Regions from separate parts of the Homo sapiens genome. Here region 1 is linked to region 2. Evidence: chromatin loops called from intact Hi-C (ENCODE). Cell type or tissue: Caco-2. All regions are shown on one strand. Each heading gives the region's core, and the rest is flanking DNA. Links, peaks and the distances in the headings are about the cores only.

Evidence for each region. A loop is a pair of places that touch in the nucleus more often than their neighbours do. Peaks named below come from ENCODE experiments on the same cell type or tissue, not always from the same donor. Only the 100,000 strongest peaks of a DNase experiment are listed, where the experiment ranks them.
Region 1: it touches region 2 in a loop (7-fold over the local background); 1 of 110 quality-filtered maps calls a loop at or near these places.

What each region holds. Positions count from the first base shown.
Region 1 is chrX:129,439,779-129,445,145 of GRCh38, reverse strand. No RefSeq gene overlaps it. Among named protein-coding and RNA genes, the nearest start is that of SMARCA1, 81 kb to the left of the region's middle. In Caco-2, for the core only: no CTCF peak of the experiment used is centred there; a DNase peak (open chromatin) is centred at 1,905.
Region 2 is chrX:129,360,035-129,365,416 of GRCh38, reverse strand. No RefSeq gene overlaps it. Among named protein-coding and RNA genes, the nearest start is that of SMARCA1, 160 kb to the left of the region's middle. In Caco-2, for the core only: a CTCF peak has its summit at 5,029 (motif pointing right); a DNase peak (open chromatin) is centred at 5,056.

The sequences.
Region 1 (5,367 bases), core at 1-5,000, 80 kb before region 2:
TACTGATAACCCCAAGTTCTGTGCAGTAGAAAACAGCCTAATGAGGGTCTGGACTCTGATCAGTCAATTCAGCCTTTCTTTTCCTAGGGAGCAGAGAAGATGGCAGGTGGGAGTGGGCACAGTTACGGTCTTTGAACCCCAGCATGGACATTTAACAATCTCTACTTCTCATTCTTTCTCTGGTAATCCAAAGGGTTCAGTAGCTGAGCTAATATGTGATTCTCTACCTTAGGGGAGAAAATCTGCAGGTAAGTTCTTGTAGCCTTTTCATGGAGTCATTTCCCTGTTCCATATCATGGCTGTTATGAGTCTTTCTTGGACCAAAGTGATGTGAAATTCAGCTCCCCAAGGCCTTCAATGGATGCTTCTGATGTCATCCTTAGAAACTTGTGAAATAGTTTTATTCAGGACTTAACTTAAAGACCACACTATATATTTAGTGAAAAATTCACCTATTCTACTTCTCATCTTAAAGTATGTATAGCTACACTGTTGAACCTAGCCTACCAAACAGACCCATACAGTGAATACCAGATGATAGCTTAGTCCAAATAATAGCATCTTGGAAGTACAAAAATGCCTCAAGTCTGAATATGAAACCCCTCTTATTGTTAAATTTCTACAGAGAAATTAAACTCCCATTGAAAATGTAAAAATCCCAAGAAGGAAATACCATTTCAAACAAGTGGTCTAGACATGGCTGCTATGTTGGGGAGAGAAACCTGGATTGTCAGTTTACTGTATCAGCTCCGTGGAGGCCAGAGGAAGCAGAAGAGAGTGCTATATATGTGAATGCAGTCTTATAAAGCATAATGACTCTGCCCACCAGCAAAAATGGTCCAGTGGATTACATTGGAATCTGACCCAACCTGATTCCTTGTTTGGAAAATGTACAAGGAGGAAAGTGAGCAGAGAAACAGAGACCCTGAGTGGCTTCCTTCACTCAAGGCCTCTATCTGTAAAAGATAAGGGGTGAATGGGATTTCCCAACAACCCTAGATCTTCCACAGAGGTCCTTGTAAAGCTCTGTCTTGATTCATTGGCTAATCAGGCTCTAATTTCCTTAGAATCAAAAGAAGGCAGGTGGTGAGCTCAGTAATCTCTTGTTTTCATCGTAGCCGTTGGTATGGCTTTATTGTATAGTTCTATCTTTTTCTCTGGCTACCTGGCCTACAGGTGTTATGCTATACTTGGATACTTTTCAGATTACACAGTTTTCTCGTGAAATATGTTTCCAAATTTGGTTCTTCGTCTAAGACTCCCAGTTAAGAGAAGTTTTTGAACTAAAATATTTGCAGCTATCTTAGTTGCTGGCTGTTTGGTTTGAAAAGCCTCTACCTAACTGGTGAATCTATCTACTGTCATCAAAATAAAATGCTGTTATTTCCTAATTATTGGCAAAGGTCCCCTCTGTGGTCTATTGTTCCCCCTCTATGGTGCAGTAGCCAGTGCAGCTAAGAGTCCCAGGTCAGCTTCAAGGCCACCACGTCTTTCTCTCCAGGTGTTCTTACCAATTCCTGAAATCCTCAAGTTGTTACCAAATTTCAGACTTCTCTGAGTATTCCATCTCATGTTTCCTTCATCTTCCTAAGCCATCCTGCCTAATAGACAAGGAGTAATATTTTTCTGTGGTTGAAATACACATAGCTTATACTATCCTGTCACCTATCCCTCAGCCTTATTATTTCTGTGTGCTCCAACTGATTTTTGCCTGCCACTATCTCTTTCTGAAGGCTTTTTCAGAGACTTAGAAGGCTTCTCTACCCTCCACATGGTAGGCTGGAAGAGCTAGGGATTAACGCATCTGGAAGTGGCTCTGAATAAAAAAACTGATGGGAGTTGGTGTATGAATGCCCCAACTCTCTTACCTCTTGAGCAAGGTAACTAAGGTATGTGATTTATGGTTCCCCAGAGTTTACCCACCGGATTAAGCTCCAGCCACCCACAGTAGTGGCTGTCTTGATAACACACTCTATTAACTGCTTTTTTTCCCCTGTATCACTTCCCTACTCCCCTGTAGGTATTTCCTTAGGTCAGCTCCTGAATAAACTACTTGCATTAGAATCTTCGTATCAGCATTTGCTTCTGAGGGAACTCAAATTAAGATACTCACCTTGTGTGCATAGCTCTTCTTACCCCTTAGTAATTCATTTAGAAAGCGTAGGGTGTTTAATAAGAGTAATGACTGGATAGCATATTATTAATCTGTTCTTATAAATTCTATTCCCTCCGTGAACAGTTAGGGGGTGGTGTGACTGAATCAGGGTATTTTGCACTGGGAACCCCTAGCTCTTCTAGGCTACCTTACAGAGGCTAGAGAAGCCTTCCAGACCTCTGGAAGCTAAATAACAAAATAAATTTTCTTGTATCACCAATAGCTATGGTATTGGGTGTTATTATTATTATTATTATTATTTGAGACAGAGTCTCTCTCCGTCGCCCAGGCTGGAGTGCAGTGGCGCCATCTCGGCTAACTGCAAGCTCCGCCTCCCGGGTTCACGCCATTCTCCTGCCTCAGCCTCCCGAGTAACTGGGACTACAGGCGCCCGCCACCACGCCCGGCTAATTTTTTGTATTTTTAGTAGAGACGGGGTTTCACCGTGTTAGCCAGGATTGGTCTCGATCTCCTGACCTCGTGATCTGCCCTCCTCGGCCTCCCAAAGTTCTGGGATTACAGGCGTGAGCCACCACGCCCGGCCAGTATTGGGTAGTATTATTAGGCAGAGGTTCCAAGGTTCTCAAGTGTTTGGTAAGGCCAAAGCTGGTGCCCAAGCTATTGTCTTTTTAAGTGTTCTCCATGCTAGCTGGTATCCCTTCCCTGTACCAGTGTTTCATTTAGATAATTGGACCAAGCATCGGCCTTTCTTACTGTAATGCAACCATTACAAAAGCTTGTTGATACCAGGCTCTTTTCATTTGTTGGCCTAGTGACTTTATCGTTTGTCCCTTTCCTGATACATTGCTCTCCTGCTAAGGAAACTTTCATCTAGGCCACTGTAGTCAGATCCAAGCTGTATCTTTCCGTTGACTTTCTTCCCTGTCTGTATTGCCCCCAAGATATGCTTGGTTAATTTCTGATCTTTCTGTGATATAGATACTAGAATTCATCAATATATTGGATTACCAAATTATGTGGGCTGTCTTCAAGAGTCTCCATATATCTATGGGAGGTTGATGGTGAGCACTATTCATCTCCCAACTGTCTACCTCTCATCATGAATAGTTTTGAATTAACATATCTCCTTCAGTGGTGGAGCTCAAAGCCTATTTGCTAATCCAAGATAAAAAAGATCTTTGCATAAGGTCTCACCTTTGCTAGAATATTTATTATGTGACCATCATCATCATCATTTAGGATTGATACCTTATTCAGCCCTCTCCTGAAATCAACTGTAAGTTTCCAAATGCCATTTGTTTTTGTACTGGCATTTAGTTTTGTACTGGCAATAAGATCACTGCTGAAATATGATAACTTACCCCTTTCTACTAAGATTGTCGTGGTATTTCATCTACTGTTTCCTAATGTATGTTAGCTACACTGTTTACAGTTAGGTAGATGGTTTCCCTTGCCTTCATGAGAAATGATTGCAATTGGGTCTGAGATCTGGGTGCTGTATCTATGTAGGTATATCCTTTTCTCCTTTCATATATGTCTATCCTGGTTTCTAAGATCTCAAGCTTTCTCCCTTTCCTAGTTTTGTTTATTGAGACACGGTCTCATTCTGTCCCTGAGACTGGAGTGCAGTTTTGCAATTATGGCTCACTGCAGCCTTGACTTCCCTGGCTTAGGGGATTCTCCCACCTCAGCCTCCCGAGTAGCTGGGACTACAGGTGTGCACTGCCACGACGGGCTAATTTTTTGTATTTTTTGTAGAGGCAGGGTTTCGCCATGCTGCCCAGGTGGGTCTCGAACTCCTGGGTTCAAACGATCCTCCCGCCTTGGTCCTCCAAAAGTGATGGGATTACGGGTGTGAGGCGCCGCACCCGGCCTCTTTTCCTAATTCTTTCCTAGCTTGCTTGCCACCACTTCCAAAGCAATAACTATCTCCCGGGCAAGAGTTTTTAGTTCATTTAAAGTACCCTGTAATCTAACCTATCCTATCCTGTAGTCTAACCTATCCTATAATGTAACCTAACCTAACCAAGGGCCTTTATTTCCAGGCCGACCCAATTCTCAAAGCCACGACATTCTGGATATAGTTATTATTTAATGCCCTACAGCATTCTGGATATGGTTATTATTTAATGCCTTTTTGACCTTTGATCTTTTTTCTTTCATTAACTTTTACTCTTCACCTCAGTCCAAGAATAAGCTACTGTGTCCATGTAGTGAAGGTCTTAATCTCTTTTTATGAGTGAACTCTACCTTCCTTCAGTGATTGCACCCACACTCTGAGGTCTCTGAAGTCCACAGCCATAATTAGACTCTTGGCTGATATTTATTGAAGATTCCTGATCAGGAAAGCAACTGCAAGGTGTGTCTTGTCTTTTGATTAGGACTTGCAAATCACTAAGGGTTATTTTTTTTTAACTCTATCTTTTCTCCACAAATTCTTATATTAGCGTTTATGCAGTGTCCAAATCAGAGTCAACATGAGAACATATGGTAGGGAAGGGACTCAGAAAACTTTACAGGAGGCCATGACACCTCAGAATTTTATGTGACCATCATTCTCTATCTCCGGATACAAGTTAAAACAAAGTCCAGAGGAACAGAATCTAGGTCTGTCATCTAAGTTGGGTGTATGAGTATTTGGATCTAATGATCCATTAGGCCAAAAATGTTACACACTAGAATTCTGTTTATTTCAGGGAGACCTAGCTGCAGAACCTTGTGGCTCCTGCAGTTTGAAGTCATGGACAAGGTTATCCCAGCTCCTAAAATGAATGTTTACACCAATACCAGCACCTGCCTGTTACACATGGGAGAGTATATACTGGCCCTACAGCAGCAGTGCTTCAAGTTTGAGGACTAAACCTCAATCTCTTTTGTGGGACTTTATTCCCCAAATGTCCCTGGGGAAGACAGTTGCCCTGTTTTCTGAGATCATGTCAGTGTCAGGGACAGAGGTGAGATCCAGGCACCATTAAGGGATGAGTTATGGTAGTGATTGGCCAGGTGACTTGGGAATATTTAAATTCTGCCTTGGCCCTGTCACCCTGGTATGTTCCACAAGAGACGCATGTGACTAAAGAGTGGCAAAGGAAGCAAAATAACATTGGGGGCATTAGCCCCCAGACTCTATTTCAGCACTGTACTAAGCTGACCACAAGGAAGCTTAGAGTAGAGACAGTGTGGAACTCAGAACCAAAACAGGATGAATAGCTTAACATTTCTCTTAAGCCAAAGTCAAATTTCCAAATTTA
Region 2 (5,382 bases), core at 194-5,193:
GCAAGTATCTTTTTCAAATAATGACTTCTTGTCCTCTAGGATACCCAGTAGTGGGATTTCTGGATCAAATGGTAGTTCTATTTTTAGTTCTTTAAGGAATCTCCACACTGTTTTCCATAGTGGCTGTACTAGTTTACATTCCCACCAACAAGCGTTCCCTGTTCACCGCATCCACGCCAACATCTGCTGTTTTTTGATTATGGCCATTCTTGCAGGAGTAAGGTGGTATCACATTGTGGTTTTGATTTGCGTTTCCTTGATCATTAGTGATGTTGAGCATTTTTCATATGTTTGTTGGCCATTTGTGTATCTTCTTTTGAGAATTGTCTATTCATGTCCTTAGCCCACTTTCGATGGGATTGTTTGTTTTTTATCTTACTGATTTGTTTGAGTTCGTTGTAGATTCTGGATATTAGTCCTTTGTCAGATGTATAGATTGTGAAGATTGTCTCCCATTCTGTGGGTTGTCTGTTTACTCTGCTGATTGTTCCTTTTGCCGTGCAAAAGCCCTTTAGTTTAATTAGGTCCCAGCTATTTATCTTTGTTTTTATTGCATTTGCTTTTGGAGAACCCCAATTCTTTAGCTGGCCACATGGTCATCAGGAATAAGGACTACATTTCCCAGCCACTCTTGCAGTTAGGTGTGACCATGTGACTAAGTTCTGGACAATGAATTGTAAGCAGAAGTGGTGTGTGCAACTTCTAAGAAGTGTTCTTAAAGGGAGGCAGCATGTCTCTCTCATTTCATGATGAACAGGATCATCATGGCTAAAGCCTCAGCCCCACAAGATGGAGGAATAAAATAGAAGTCCAGGTCTCTGACACAGTGGGGTATCACAGCAATCCTACTGGAACATGAGGGGAAACAAAGCCCCTGTGTTGTTTAAGGAATTATTATTTCCATTTTATGTTTCTTTTCAGGCAAAACTAATCTTAACCAGAAATTACCTGATAAAATTAATTTTTGTCCGAAAAAACTATTCCTGTCACACTTGAGGATTAAGTGTGATAATAAACAATTATCACACTGTTTCAACATAGAGCACTTGCACAATACATATCTAATCTTAATAGGAACTCACCTTGGTAGTAGAGGGAGTTTGGGTCCATCAACTTGGTGCAGGAATAATACTAGGTTGTGTAGAGAGGGACCCCAAGTGTATTGTGATATGTTGACACTCATATAGGCTTCTGACATACTCCTTTGGGACAAATATCAGAGTCTAAGGGAAAGGGACTCCCATGTATCTGAAATGTACCAGCACATTCTGGTTTAGTATTCTGTATGAGACTAAGAGCAGCAATACAGAAGAGGCCTTCTGCTGCAGTGGTGGCGATGGCACTAGCCGCATCATGAAGGTGGAGTGTTATGACAGGAAACAGCAGTAGAGTCTTTGGGTAGTGACAATGGGCTAGGCTCCAGAGAGTGTGGTCAGGACCGGGCATGCAGGAATTATGTGGAAATAAGGCCTAAGACAGAAGTTGCAAGACACCCCAATGATCCTTCCTCACCTATCCTCCACCATAGCCAACTAGAGCCAGAAGGAGGGATTTGGATGGGGCTAAAGTTCCTCCAATTCTGCAAGTGGAAACTGAGCCACAGGACTGTTTCGTTACTGTTTCTTTGTGTATGATTGTATTCTGCCCTAGCCAGGTGGTCTGGGCAATACCTGCTGCTCATAAATCCATGAGTGATAAACTGAAAATAAACCATGGAAAGTTGGAATATTTCTGTGGATCTGTAACCTCTGAAGTTAAGGGCATGAAAAATAATTGCCACACCCCTACAGCCTGCTACAGAGGCATCTGTCCTCCACAGTGGAATTCTGACGTAACTGATTTACTGAAGAATATTAAGTTATTTGGGGCATTAACTTGTAAAGGTTTTATGTTTTCCAAACGTTGATTCCAACTTTGCTTTGTTGAATTCCCTTTTCAAAATTCATAACCTTCTGGTCCTTTTCAGTTATCAAAATTTAGTCCATTACAAAATCCCAATGTCTTATCAGATTCGAAGATTGCTCCATACCATGTTGCTTTCTAGATAGGTGGGTAGGAGTATTAGGTGTAGATGCAGGGGTATGACATTCTCTATTCTTCTTCCCCCTCCTTCTTGTAAGTTAGCTCCTCTGGCGTTACTTTCTAGCCAGTCTGTTAGGGGTAGGGAGATTGCTCCTGGCCTCACTCTGGTTAGATTTGTTTCCAGCTCTTGCTGGTAGCTTCTGCTGTTGGGCTACCCTCTGTGTACATAGGTGGCTTATGTGGCTGTCACAGGAGTGGTGGCTAGCTTCATTTGCAGTGTTCACTGTTACTGAGGACACTGTCAAAGAGGAGCAGCCTGGTTTCTCTCAGTCATTCCCAAAATTCCAAATGTCCAATCCCTTCACTAGATGGGTTGCCATGACTATCAGCCCTCAAGCTGCCTGGGTAGCATGAAGGCTTTTACTCTTCTAGTCTGTGCTCCTGTATGTGGAGTCAGAACTGCTATGATCCTTTTCTGTGACTTTTAAGGGCAGTAGGGATCAGGAGTTCAGTTTTATCCTGTTCTTCTCTAGGTTACATTATACTATACATTTACATTATACTATAGCCCTTTCATGCCCTGCTGGAATGGTCTACTACAGCAAGTATCCTGCCTTCAGAAATCTCCAGGTGAGAAGCAGGCCCAGCCTCAATATTTACACATACTCACCTGCCTTTACAGAACATATATCATTCTCTCTTATCTCTTTGTTCCACTCAAAGGTATCTTTGAGTAAATCTTCAGGGTCTCCAGGGTCATGAGTATACTGCTAGGGAGCAAGATGCCAGTCTCCTTTTCTAACAGGCTCTCCCAAATCTACGAGAGATTATCTTGAGGCTCACCCCTACCTCATTTGGCTTTGGTGTTGGAGAGGAAAACCTCTTCTTCTTTTGCAACAGGCTGAAAACTCCAATAGCTTCTTCCCCTCCTCCAGGTCTCAGGGGAGTAGACTGGACGTGGAGAGTGGTAGAGGATAGATGAAGACAGTATGTCCAGTAAGCCTTGTGGAAAATATCTGGTCCCATTTATTGGTGGCTCTCTTTAGAATATGAGAGTCTAGGCTACAAGACACTTCAAGTCTGGAGTTCAAATCTTAGCTCTTCCACTTAGAAACTATGTGTCAGCTCACAGAGTGCCTGAGTTCAAATCCTCGCTCTTCCACTTATAAACTGTATGTCACTGGGCAACTCACTTATATTTTTGGGCCTCAGTTTTCTCATCTCTAAGATGGAGATAATAGTAGTAACTATATCATAGAGTTATTGTGAAGATTAATTGGATTAAGGGTTGTAAAATGTTTAATACAAAGCCTGGTACATAATAAATGCCATGCAAGTGTTCATTGTTTATTATCTTTCTTACTTTTTTTTTGTCTTCAGCTTTGGACCATTGTCACCAATTTTGCAGTAATAGAAGTCCCCTTCCGCATTCTGTTATGTTTGATGGATGAATCATGAAACCAGCCTAAGAGAAAGGAAAGACATTTGGAATCGCTTATGGTAACAGTTCTAGTTACTATAAGCTGAGCAAAGCAAAGCTGGAGTTGAGCAAAGAAACAAACACACTGTACCTACTTGAATGTCTCATTAAATATGTTGGGAAAGTAAACCTGGGTGGGTCATTGGTTCATCCATCCCTACTTAGTAAATCAAACGGACTCTCCTTCTGGTAGAGGAGACGCTGTGTCAGAGGAATGTGCTCATTCAAATCAGGAGCCAACACATTCTTAGTAAATGTTCCACATGCAATAAAGTGAATTACTGTGCTGCGTAAGCTCTGGAAGGATTTTTCTAACTTTCCACTGGATAGAAAAGCTTGTTTTATTAATATATTGAATAACAGCATTGTGTAAACAACTCATACTTTTTAGATTTACTCCTGTTAAAGAATGCCATAGTTAAGTGCTTGGAATTGACACTTGAAAATGAAATACTGCTGCAAGTAATGGGGAAATTGTAGATGTATTTTATACCTCTCCTTTCCAAATCAAAAGGTCTCATAAATACAGTCTCTAAAAGTGTCAGTGGGGGGAGTTAACCTAACTGTACAAGCAATAAGCCTGACCTTTCAGTGTAATTTATTTTCGATTTGCTCAATCCTTTTTTATTAAAACTAGCACATCTGAAGCAGAATTAAATCCTATTATAACAGGTGTGTGATCATATCAGGTTCTCCCTGCCACCAGCCCACTTTATTAAAAGTTACTTTGTTTCAAGGAGGATAACCTGATCAGGGCAGTGGGATACCTTTGGAAGGATAGGGCAGCAGGGGAAGGATGGTTTTATTTTCCTGTGAACAACTGCTTTTACCAGTGAAATCAAAGAATATCTATGAGCATATTTCATGTTTGAAAAGCCATGGTAGGACATAATAGCTCCTCTGTGTTTATAAAAGTTATTTCTCTCTGGGGTTATTTAGACCCAGGGACAAAGAGGGTCATCAAGTTGTTCTGTATCATAATCCATACATTACTAGCCTGTAATCATTTTCATGGGTAGCATTCTTAGTCTAGTGACCATTAGGAGAGTACAAACACCTTTGAAATACTAGTGAGATACAGATCCACTTGGTAGAAACTTGCTTTCAGTTTTCGGCCTATCTCATGGAACCTAATTCTACTAGGTCCTTGAAGAAGATTTAGAATTTTAAAAATCACCCCATTTACTAGTGGTTTAACCTGCTTCCTCTTGGTTTAATCTTTTGGTTTCTATCTCCTTTGCTCTGCCTGGTTATCTCATTATCCAGTTCAATTTCTATCTCCTCTGGGATCCTGAATCATCCCTGCCCACAGTGACCTCTTTCCTCTTCCCAAATCTGACCACTTATAGTTCATATACATCAACTGAGCACTGACCTGAATGAATTTGTCGTAACTCCTCTGTCAAACTGAGAACTAGAGGGCAGAAAGTCAAGCCAGTCTAATTTCCAGACCTTTGTAGTGAATTGGAGGACATACTGGGCCTGGTCGAAATAAAATATATGACCACAAGGTGGCAGTGGCACACAACAAGTTTTATTTAGGTGCCACTTCGACAGGTTTGCAGGGTTAGGCAAAAGTCCCTCACAGTATGAGACCTTCCAAAGGCCATGGTGCAGCGGCCACCACCCAGAAAGGGAGAGACTTTAACCTTAGCTATAGAAACATGGTGACTGGTGCATGTCTACTGTCGATTGGTTGACATTCTGGGGCATGAGCCTATCACTTATGGGTTAGCTTTCAGAAGCATAATTACTAGTACAAAGTGTCACTGACTGAAGAATGTATTGAAAACTGGCAGAGGAGATTACTTGTTGCTATAGCAATAAAATAAAATAAAATAAAATAGATATTTTCTTAGGAGAGTAAGAGTTTTCTATTC